2 separate regions of the Homo sapiens genome follow, and region 1 is linked to region 2. The links are chromatin loops, found by intact Hi-C in ENCODE. Cell type or tissue: CD14-positive monocyte. All regions are shown on one strand. Each heading gives the region's core, and the rest is flanking DNA. Links, peaks and the distances in the headings are about the cores only.

Region 1 (5,811 bases), core at 968-4,967, 440 kb before region 2:
TCTCTCTTCCTCTTTCCCCTCACTGGTGACAGAGCACTCCAGGGTTCTAGGGGAGGTTGGATCCCAAAGGTGGAAGAATCTGGGCACCTGAGTCACCTGATGGAGGAGCTCCAACTGCCAACCGGGGGCCCCTATATGGACGTGTAACACGAGTGAGTAGTGACCATTCCATTGTGACAAACTGCAGATATTTCGAGGCTAATTTGTTAAAATCTACCGTTAATGTGCTTTATATGACTTTTTTTTTTTTTTAAGATGGAGTTTTGCTTTTGTCGCCCAGGCTGGAGTGCAATGGTGCAATCTCGGCTCACCACAACCTCTGCCTCCCGGTTCAAGCGATTCTCCTGCCTCAGCCTTTTGAGTAGCTGGGATTGTAGGCATGCACCACCAGGCCTGGCTACTTTTTTTGTATTTTTAGTAGAGATGGGGTTTCACCATGTTGGTGAGGCTGGTCTTGAACTCCTGACCTCAAGTGATCCTCCTGCCTCAGCCTCCCAAAGTGCTGGGATTACAGGTGTGAGCCACTGTGCCCGGCCTATATGACATTTGAATAGTCAGAGGTGTGCCCTCCACATTAGACTGTGAGGTCCGTTGACTTGCGTGGCTCGTCTCTGACACAGACTCAAGCCCTTAATAGCCGCCTGGAAATGTACGTTTTGGTTCACACAAAAAGGAAGTTGACCAAGCCCCCTTGATGAAGCCTCACTGGGGAGGTGGCCCATCGAAGGTCGTATATTGTGAATGGGGCGAAGGCAGCGTCGCCGTCTCCTTCAAGTCTGACCTCCAGGTTGGTGTTCAGATTCCCCCTCCACACCCCACAGCCGTGGTTGCCCGTCTGGATTTGGTGTTTCGGTCAGAGATGACGTTCGGGCCAGTCGTATGGATGATGATGTCCAAGGAGACAGTTCTCTCCTTTACCCCAGTCACGGGAAGGAAGAGCTAAGCCTCATGGTGCCTTCCTGGGAGATACGTGGTAAGAAGCCACAAGACGGTCGGGACTGAGTCTCTGCGCACCGCATCCCGAGCCTCTGCCATCTGCACAGCGAGGCGGGCGCAGGCAGCACGGTGCCCCTTACCATGCTTTCTTCCTGGACTTTCCCTTGACCAGTCTTGGCATGGCAGGCGAGGGAATGAGGGATTGGGGCTGGGAGGCGGGGAAGACAGCTCTCTCCCTGGGCCCATGTCTGGTTAGATCAATGCTGTGGGAGCTTAGCGACTGAAGAGGGAGCAGAGATGATGGCAGGAAGGCATTATCTGCCCAAGCCTCAGGCTTCGCAGTCCAGGTTGGGACCAAGAGCTTGCAGACGTCATCGAGTGCAGATTTTGAGCGAAGTACTGAGCATTGTAAATCCAGATTTCTCTTCCAGAGCTGAGTCTGGGCCACAGGACCTGGACACAGGAGGGTCAGTCTCTCCGGTAATGGTGAGGGTCTGTCTTCTTGGAGCAGCACAGCGGACTCCCACCAGGACAGTGGATGCTGGATACCGAAGGGCTGGGCTCAGGACAGTGGATGCTGGGTACGGAAGGGCTGGGATGAGGACAGTGGATGCTGGGTACCAAAGGGCTGGGCTCAGGACAGTGGATGCTGGGTACTGAAGGGCTGGGCTCAGGACAGTGGATGCTGGGTATGGAAGGGCTGGGCTCAGGACAGTGGATGCTGGGTACCGAAGGGCTGGGCTGAGGGGGTCACTTTGGCAGTGGTTCTGGAGTCTGAATTTCTAAGGGCCTGGAACTCATGAGACTCTAGATGCTGATTCTTTTCTGGAGAACTTCTCCAGAGTCACCATCCTGGCTTGTGCAGACTCAACATTCCACCTGAAGAGCTCTGGGAACCTCTGGGGCTGGGAGCCTTCTGGGCCTGATGAGTTCTGTTGGGATGGAGAAGATGATCTTGAAGTTAAAGATTTCAGTGGGAGTCCAGGAAAACGTCGCAGCTGTCCATCATACCCACAACAGCAAACGACTCAGGACTTTGTCACGGCCACCGCGGCAGCCAAAACCACAGCTGTGATCTGGGGCTGGACTCATACCCAGAGGTTGTCTGGGTTCAGGTTCTGCAACCCCGGTTCAGAGAAAGAGGAAACGGAGTGGGCCGTGTGGACCCCGTCCTTCATCGAACTCCAGAACTAAGAGAACTGGGAGGGGAGAAGGCCGTCACCCTTGCATGGAGCTGCCTCCCTCAGTTCTAGTGGTTTCTACAACTCCATGCAGGTTAGCTAAGGTGTGCATGGGTTCCAGAAGGAACATGGAGATGTTTCTCTTTGATGTTACTTGAAACTTTCGTTTGGCAAGTTCCTTCTAAGATCAGGAGATTCAATCACCCCACATGGTCCATCAGTCAGGGTATCACAACGTCGTGCTCCTTGGCTATACAGTCTCAGGTACATTTCTTCTTGAGATTATTTTTCACGTGAGGCAGAGATGTGTGGCTGCTCACCAGAAAAAAAGAATTCTCTACTTCCTCTTACAGTGCAAGCATTTGAATCTCTGGGAGGTGGCTACCCTCACCAAGGGACTTTTTTCCTAGTCTCCTTTGCATCCATGTGTGACTGACCATAATGACTACTTATAGCCAAAAATCTGGACAGAAATGATGTGCGTCAATCAATTTTGCAAGTTTACAAATATTTTCTGTGTCTCCTCTTTCTGTTTGAAGTATGGGACGCCATTGCCCAAGGGGATGATGTGAGCACAATGGAAGAAGCGGATGTCCCTGAGTCATCCTGGGGAGAAAATTCAAATTCTGCCCAGAGAAACCCTCATTGGTCATTTACATGAGTGAGATGCCAAACCTCACTGTGTTAAGCCATCGGTATTTTTTCTTTTTTGAGATGGAGTCTCGCACTGTCGCCCAGGCTGGAGTGCAGTGGCGAGATCTCGGCTCACTGCAAGCTCTGCCTCCGAGGTTCAAGCGATTCTCCTGCCTCAGCCTCCTGAGTAGCTGGGACTACAGGCACCCACTATCACGCCTGGCTAATTTTTTGCATTTTTAGTAGAGATGGGGTTTCACTGTGTTAGCCAGGATGGTCTCGATCTCCTGACTTCGTGATCCGCCTGCCTCGGCCTCCCAAAGTGCTGGGATTACAGGCGTGAACCACCGCGCCCAGCCAGTATTTTAAGACTTACTTATAACGGTGGTTAGTGTCACCCTAACTCTTACCTCACAATAGTAGCTAAACAATTTGTGATTTGCTCTTTGATCCTGTCCCTATCATCATTAGACTCAAGCTCTGTTGAGGGCAGGGGCTGCATCTGTTTTGTTCACTCCTGAATCTCAAACACCAAGCAGATAATAAGCAATTGATAAATATTGGTTGATCGGCTTCTGAAGAAAGAAAATTCACACATTTATATTTAGAAAAATTTATAAGGGAAGTAGCCGAGTGGGGTGGCACACGCCTGTCATCCCAGCATTTTGGGAGGTTGAGGTGGGTGGATCACCTGAGGTCAGGAATTCAAGACTAGCGTGGCTGACGTGGGGAAACCCCGTCTCTACTAAAAATAGAAAAATTAGCTGGTCGTGGTGGCATGTGCCTGTAATCCCAGCTACTCAGGAGGCTGAGGCAGAAGAATCGCTTGAACCTGGGAGGCAGAGGTTGCAGTGAGCTGAGATGGTGCCATTGCACTCTAGCCTGGGTGACAAGAGCGAGACTCTGTCTCAAAAAAAAAGAAGAGAGAAGTTTATAGGTGAAGTGGCTTGTCCGAGGTCTCTGAGGCTGTGGGACAGGAAGTCACAGGAGAAGCTCATTCTGGCTGACTTCCCAGCTGGTGTTCTGCACCTCTATCAGTATCTTAGGAACCAAGTTACCACGACACACCTATTAGAGTGGCCAAATTCTAAAACATGGACAATACCACATACTGGCATACTGGTGAGGATGTGGAGCAACAGGAACTCTCATTGCTGGTGGGATTGCCAAATGGTACAGTCACTTTGGGAGACAGTGCGGCAATTTCTTCTAAAACTAAATGTAGCTTTGCCATGTAATCCAGCAATTGCATTCCTTGGTATTTACCCAAGGAAGTTTGAAATGTATGTTCACATAAAGTCTGCATATGAATCTTTACAGTAGCTTTATTCATAATCGCCCAAACTTGGAAGCAACCAAGATGCCCTTCAGTAAGTGAGTGGATTAACTATGTGTCGAGACAATGGAATATTATCCCATGCTAAGAAGATACAAGCTCTCAAGTCATGAAAAGACGTGGAGGAGAGTTCAACGTATATCACTACACGAAATAAGCCTGCCCAAATGGCGTATCCACTGTCTGATTCCAACTATGTGACATTCTGGAAGATGCAAAACTATAGAAAGAGTGTAAAGTTCATTGGTTGCCAGAATAAAAGGCTTGGGCAAGAGGAAATCATCCCAGTGGAAATGGAGAAACGCAGGAACAAATGAAGAGCAACAGAAGAAGCTAAATATTTGGGTAAAGATAGGAATTTTGAATGATGATTTCATCATTAATGAATTAAGGAAACATTGATGCATGCTCATTCTGTATTTGATGACATTGCAAACAGTGTTTTGAAAACTATACTTTGCACTAAAATTAAAATTGAGCGCCTGTAATCCCAGCACTTTGGGAGGCCAAGGCAGGTGAATCACCTGAGGTCAGGAGTTCGAGACCAGCCTGGTCAACATGGCGAAACCCCGTCTCTGCTAGAAATACAAAAATTGGCTGGGTGTGGTGGTGGGTGCCTGTTATCCCAGCTATTCAGGAGGCTGAAGCAGGAGAATCACTTGAACTGTGGAGGCAGAGGTTGCAGTGAGCCGAGATGGTGCCACTGCCCTCTAGCCTGGGTGACAGAGTGAGAGTCTGTCTCAACAACAGCAACAACAACAACAAAATGACAGCATGGCTCAAGTGTGTTGGCTCACGCCTGTAATCCTAGCACTTTGGGAGGACAAGGTGGGTGAGCTTGAGCTCAGGAGTTTGAGACCAGCCTGGGCAACAAGACAAAACCCCATCTCTATCAAACAAAACAAAACAAAACAAAACAAAACAACAACTTGCGGAGCGTGGTGGTGTGTGCTTGTGGTCCCAGCTACTCAGGAGGCTGAGGTGGGAGGATCTCTGGACCCCAGGAAGTGGAGGCTGCAGTGAGCTGAGATTGTGCTAATGCACTCCAGCCTGGGTGACGGAGCGAGACCCTGTCTCAAATAAATGAATGAATGAATAAATAAATAAATCTTAAAGATGACAGCCTACATATATATACACACACATGCCAAACTGATACATCGATGAGATAACACTGTATATACAAAAGTGCAAGGGAAATTTGTTTTTTTTGAGACAGAGTCTCACTCTGTCGCCCAGACTGGAGTGCAATGGCGCAATCTCGGCTCACTGCAACCTCCACCTCCTGGGTTCATGCCATTCTCCTGCCTCAGCCTCCCGAGTAGTTGTTACTACAGGCGCCCGCCACCACACCCAGCTAATTTTCTGTATTTTTAGTAGAGATGGGGTTTCACTGTGTTAGCCAGGGTGGTCTTGATCTCCTGACCTTGTGATCCGCCCACTTCGGCCTCCCAAAGTGCTGGGATTACAGGCGTGAGCCACCGTGCCTGGCCGTGCAAGGGAAATTTGAATATAAGACTTCAGATGCTGGTTACGGTACCTGAGGTAGGAGGGGGAAACAGGCTGGAGTATACACTACAGAGATAGTCATGCTTCATCAAGCCTCTGATTTCCCTGGAGCATGTTGACTTCACGTTGATTTTTTTTTTTACATGTTCTGTTAAAAAAATTTCTTTAAATTGGCCTTTGGAAATTTACCAGCAGTGTGCTGGTAAAGTCTTGACA
Region 2 (5,811 bases), core at 1,204-5,203:
TATTTCAGCAAGAGGCGCCACGTGGGTGGCGCAGTAAGTCAGGTGTTACCCTTTCTCTTCTATAGCCCCAGAACTAAACCAGAGCTGCCCATGGGAAGAGGAGACTTACGACAACATCTGCAGGAAGTGTTTTGGGCGTGTCATGGTCTTGTACAGCAACATGGCACCCTCATCCAGGAGCACATTGGCTGAGAGACGCAGGTGCTTCAGGGACTGGTTGGCTTTGAGGACATAGAAGAATTCAGCCCACTGCTCCGGGGTGGCACAGTGACCTCCCAACCTGTGAAAAGAGTGGGAAAAGTCATTCTTCTGGGAGGACAGAGTATACCCTATCAGCTTTTTTTTTTTGAGACAGAGTTTCACTCTGTTGCCCAGTCTGGAATGCAAAGGCGTGATCTCACCTCACTGCAGCCTCCGCCTCCCGGGTTCAAGCTATTCTCCTGCCTCAGCCTCCGAAGTAGCTGGGATTACAGGCATTCGCCAATTTTTGTATTTTTAGTAGAGACGGGATTTCACCATGTTGGCCACACTGGTCTTGAACTCCTGACCTCAGGTGATCCACCCACCTTGGCCTACCGAAGTACTGGGATTACAGGTGTGAGCCACCGCGCCTGGCCCAGATCAGCTTCTTCTGCTTCACTTCCCAAGACATTATGTCTTTGGTTTATCTCATTCTACTCATGCCTCCAACCCTGGCCTGAATTACTGGAGAGATCTAATGTTGCCTCTGCTTCTTCAAGTATCCCCATGGCCATTAGGGTAACATCCAGCCACTTCTCCAAGAGATTGTAATACAATTCTGTGCAATGTTTCACCAAAACGGCCTGTGTGGATGATTTTGCAGGGGGGAAAAAAAAATTTTTTTTTTGAGACAGGATCTCGCTCTGTTGCCCAGGCTGGAGTGCAGTGGCATGATCACAGGTCACCACAACCTGTCTCCTGGGCTCAAATGATCCTCCCACCTCAGCATCCACTGTAGCTGGGACTAGAAGGGGCAAATTGATGCTTAATACTCAAAATAAAAATTTTATCCTGGCCAGGCGCAGTGGTTCATGCCTGTAATCCTAGCACTTTGGGAGGCCGAGACAGGCGGATCACTTGAGGTCAGGAGTTCGAGACCAGCCTGGCCAACATGGTGAAACCCTGTCTCTATTAAAAATACAAACATTTGCCAGGCGTGGTGGTGCACGCCTGTAACCCCAGCTACTCGGGAAGCTGAGGCAGAACTGCTTGAACCCAGGAGGCGGAGGTTGCAGTGAACGAGATCGCGCCACTGCGCTCCAGCCTGGGTGACAAGAATAAAACTGTCTCAAAGAAAAAAAAAAAAAAAAAAGATTCTCATTGAGTGCAGAGAAGGTTGCATGCTCCTTATGAATACCTAACTCCTGATGATCTGAGATTGATGATCCATTCTCCTCAGGCTCCCAAAGTGCGAGGATCATGCACTCCATAGGATCAGGCACCAACGATTAGCTCCTGTGCCTGATCTGAGATCGAACAGTTTCATCCCAAAACTACCCCCAAACCCGTCTGTGGAAAAAACTGTCTTGTGCAAAACCGGCCCGCGGTGCAGAAAAGGCTGGGGGCCACTGCTCTCAATCCCAACAATTAGGCAAGGTGCAGTCAGGAATAGCATGTCCCTAAAGCTGGAACCCAGCACAGAATTCGGGGTGTTTCTTTGCATGGATAGCTGGTTATGCAACACAGAAGACAAGCTGGTGGGGGAAAGAGGAGAGGCCGACTCCCCCACACAGGCCTGTTTGAGGAATACATTCCCTGTCTGGGACGGCATCTGGAGTGGTTACCCTTTTTCCTAGATCCCCCAGCAACACGGTGCAGTGGACTCCAGGTGCTGGGGAGAGCCGTGACCGTGAGACCCACCTCAGGTACTGCAGGTTGCATTTATGATTTCTGAGCAGGTCACACAGCATCAGCATCATCGTGCGTTCCCACTCGATGTGCCCTGCCAGGGTCAGGTGCGTGAGGGTCTTCTTCCCAATGAAAGCAAGACAGAAGTCCCGGTACGCGGTGTCAGGGGTGACGTTTTTAATCCTAGGGAAAAGCAGAAGAGATTCCACTTGGAGTGATTAATACTCACATTGTGTGGAGGCATGTATAAACAAAAAGCTGTTTCACATTTAGAAATTATTAGAAGTTCTTGGCCGGGTGCAGTGGCTCGTGTCTGTAACCCCAGCACTTTGGGAGGCTGAGGCAGGAGGATAACCTGAGGTCAGGAGTCTGAGACCAACCTGGGCAACATGGTGAAACTCCATCTCTACAAAAAATAAATTAGCTGGGGCCGAGGCAGGCAGATCGCCTGAGGTCAGGAGTTCGAGACCAGCCTGGCCAACATGGGGAAGCCCCGTCTCTACTAAAAATACAAAAATTAGCTGCACATGGAGGGGCATGCTTGTAGTCCCAGGTATTCGGGAGGCTGAGGTAGGAGAATCACTTGAATCCAGGAGGCAGAGGTTGCAGTGAGCCGAGACCGCACCACTGCACTCCAGCCTGGGCAACAGAGCAAGACTCCATCTCAAAAGAAAAAAAAATTCGCCGGGTGTGGTGGCTCACGCCTGTAATCCCAGCACTTTGGGAGGCCGAGGCCGAGGCGGGTGGATCACGAGGTCAGGAGATCAAGACCATCCTGGCTAACACGGTGAAACCCCGTCTTTACTAAAATTACAAAAAACTAGCCGGGCGTGGTGGCGGGCGCCTGTAGTCCCAGCTACTCGGGAGGCTGAGGCAGGAGAATGGCATGAACCCGGGAGGCAGGGCTTGCAGTGAGCCGAGATTGCTGCACTGCACTCCAGCCTGGGGAACATAGCGAGACTGTCTCAAAAAAAAAAAAAAAAGTCAAGAAGCAGAGGATCAGGAAAAACAACTAAGGGGTACTAGGCTTAATACTTGGGTGACAAAATAATCTGTACAACAAACTCCTATGACACACGGTTACCTGTGTAACTAACCTGTACTTGTACCTACTTTTTGGTTTGTTTTGGTAACAAAACAAACCAAAAAAAAGATAGCTGGGGCCAGGCATGGTGGCTCATGCCTGTAATCCCAGCACTTTCGAAGACCGAGGCAGGCGCATCACCTTAGGTCAGGAGTTCGAGACAAGCCTGGCCAAGATGGAGAAAATTCCACCTCTACTAAAAACACAAGATTAAGTCATTGCACTCCAGCGCCTAGGTGACAGAGTGAAACTCTGTCTCAGAAAAAATAAAAAATAAAAAAGGGGCCAGGTGCAGCGGCTCATGCCTATAATCCCAGCACTTTGGAAGGCCGAGGCAGGCAAATCACCTGAGGTCAGGAGCTCGAGATCAGCCTGGGCAACACGGTGAAAACCTGTCTGTGCTAAAAGTACAAAATTAGCCGGGCAAGGTGGCACATGCCTGTAATCCCAGCTACTCGGGAGGCTGAGGCAGGAGAATTGCTTGAACCTGGGAGGTGGAGGATGCAGTGAGCTGAGATCGCGCCATTGCACTCCAGCCTGGGCAACAAGAGTAAATCTCCGTCTCACCAAAAAAAAAAAAAAAAAAAAAGACAGCTGGAAAATCCCCAAATACATGGAGATGAAACAGCACATTTCCAAATTTAAAAAACAAAAGTACAAGAAGCTTAGTCATCGTTCAGGGTCTTCCTTGCAAGATGAGCTTCTACTTACTCCACTTTCTGCAGATGACAGGTGCTACGGGTTACGTGGTCACAAAGAATCCGCACAGAAGAGTCACTCAGGAAGCTTTGTTTCACTTCCAGAAACTTGAGGTTGCTGTTTGAGCTGAAGAGAGAGCAGAAATCTGTCCAGAGGCGAAGAGAGCGAAGATCCTGCCGAGCCCAGTTCGGAATGGTTAGGTAAGTGCACCTGCAGGAGAACACACGTTCATCTCTTAGGACTAGTACCTGCATGGTGAGATGGGCATCTGCAAACCACATTTCAATGGCAAAAACCACAATTACTTTTGCACCAACCTAAAACAGTGTCTATAGTAAACAATATTGCATCACATGCTTTGCTACCAGTATAGATCTTAAGTTTTACAAAAAAAATAAAATAATAGATAAGGCTGAGTGAGGTGGCTCATGCCTGTAATCCCAACACTTTGCTAGGCCAAAGTGGGAAGATCACTTGAGCCCAGGAGTTTAAGACCAACTTGGGCTAGAAACTGAGACCCCCATCTCTACAAAAAAATAAAATAATTAACCGGGCAAGGTGGTGCACGCCCATAGTCCCAGCTACTCGGGAGGCTGAGGCAGGAGAATCACTTGAACCCGGGAGGCGGAGGTTGCAGTGAGCCAAGATCGCGCCACTGCACTCCAGCCTGGGGGACAGAGCGAGACTCCGTCTCAAAAATAAAAAGCCCCAATTCCTAATTGCCAAGTCGTGTCTCCACGTTGAACATGAAGCTGGAAAGAAGTCCAGCCAGAGGGAAATTCTGACAGTAAGCGACAGGGCAAAGGAGACGCTGGCCTCTTCCTAGTGGAGCGTGGGATGGGAAAACAGTTCTTACCTTTCAAATTCAATGTCCAGTTCAAAATCCATGTAATTCTCCAGGAACACCCCCTTTGCTACCTGCAGTGAGAGTTTCTGCAAGTCTTGACAATGCTTCAGGCTGAAGGAACAATGCATCACTTCAGAAGTATTTGTCAGGTGAATAGAAATTTCCTTGAACGGGGCCACCACCACCTTCGCCAGCTCCTCCTCCTGAGACTCATACAGGCAGCCCAAGACCTCCTTCAGGTCGGTCACGGATAAGGGCTTATTTGCATGAAGATGTGCTTTGCATTGCAGCAATTCCTGTTTGATGTCCGGTGACATCCGGCAGCCAAAAGTGGCCTCCAACTCCTTGGCTCTCTTCTCGTTAGCGAGGCCGAATAAGAAGTGTCCTACTTGAATCAGGTCGGGGTTCTTGAGTCTTTCTTCTCCGGAAAGCAGCTTCTGTACGTCCCCGATGTCCCAGGCGTGGCCGTCCCTGTCCTCCCCCTCCTCCTTCTCCAGGGCGTAGAACAGGGCAGTGAGAAACTGCTGGAAGCTGAGGTGGATGAAGGAGTAGCAGCCTTTGGAGACTCTGTCCTGGCGGAGGATGTCTCCGTCCAGGAACAGACGGAGGTCGGACTCCTGCACCCCGAGCCTTTCCAGGTCCTCTCGGTGGAACACGGACATCTGCGCCCACAGGCCCTGCGCGGCCAGGAGGCTCAGCGTCCGCAGCGCGCCCCGCAGCTGTGCGCCCTGCGGGAACCGGCTGCAGAGGAAACGCAGGAACAGCCCCGTGCGGGTGAGGCAGGTGGGGACCGGGTCCTCCCCCTTCTCCATCTGCAGCTTCAGAGTCGTGCACACAATCCAGCACACCGCGGGGGCCGAGCCCAGCTGGAACAGGGCCGCGTTGCTCCTCATTAGCTCAAAGGCACGCATGGCTTGGTCCTCGTCTCCAAAGTGTCTCAGGAAATAGGCCCTCCTGTCCTCCTCCAGGAAGCCCTCCACCCTTACGTAGATCGGCTGCTGCGCCAGGAGCTGGAGGTCCCTCAGTGCCCTGGGCCGCGTGGTGACCAGCAAGGCTGCCCTGGGTAACATCTTCCTCTTCAGCAAACTCCCCAGGAGGACGGGCACCGGCTTCTTCTTCTCCCAGTCCCCGCAGATGTCCTGGATCAGCGCCCCAGGTGGGACTTTCAGCTCATCAAGGCCATCGACCACGAACAGGATTCTCTGTGCTTGGGCTAGGATGCTTGGAATGTCATCCTGCAATTCAGGCCAGTCTTTGGAGATCAGCTCTGCAAAACTGCAGGGGCCCATGCGGCTGAGCTCCTTGCAGCTGA

Evidence for each region. A loop is a pair of places that touch in the nucleus more often than their neighbours do. Peaks named below come from ENCODE experiments on the same cell type or tissue, not always from the same donor. Only the 100,000 strongest peaks of a DNase experiment are listed, where the experiment ranks them.
Region 1: a loop joins it to region 2, with 2.1 times the contacts of the local background. A loop is called at or near these places in 3 of 110 quality-filtered maps.

What each region holds. Positions count from the first base shown.
Region 1 is chr19:54,491,723-54,497,533 of GRCh38, forward strand. No RefSeq gene overlaps it. Among named protein-coding and RNA genes, the nearest start is that of LAIR2, 8.2 kb to the right of the region's middle. In CD14-positive monocyte, for the core only: no CTCF peak of the experiment used is centred there; no DNase peak of the experiment used is centred there; H3K27me3 peaks cover 3,378 bases.
Region 2 is chr19:54,934,380-54,940,190 of GRCh38, forward strand. NLRP7 (NLR family pyrin domain containing 7) reads right to left here. Exons shown (of 11, transcript NM_001127255.2): 4 at 4,509-5,811; 5 at 3,665-3,862; 6 at 1,882-2,052; 7 at 110-280. It also overlaps a transcript of NCR1 not described here. Among named protein-coding and RNA genes, the nearest start is that of NLRP7, 10 kb to the right of the region's middle. RefSeq lists an enhancer at 4,758-5,467. In CD14-positive monocyte, for the core only: no CTCF peak of the experiment used is centred there; a DNase peak (open chromatin) is centred at 3,682; H3K27me3 peaks cover 531 bases.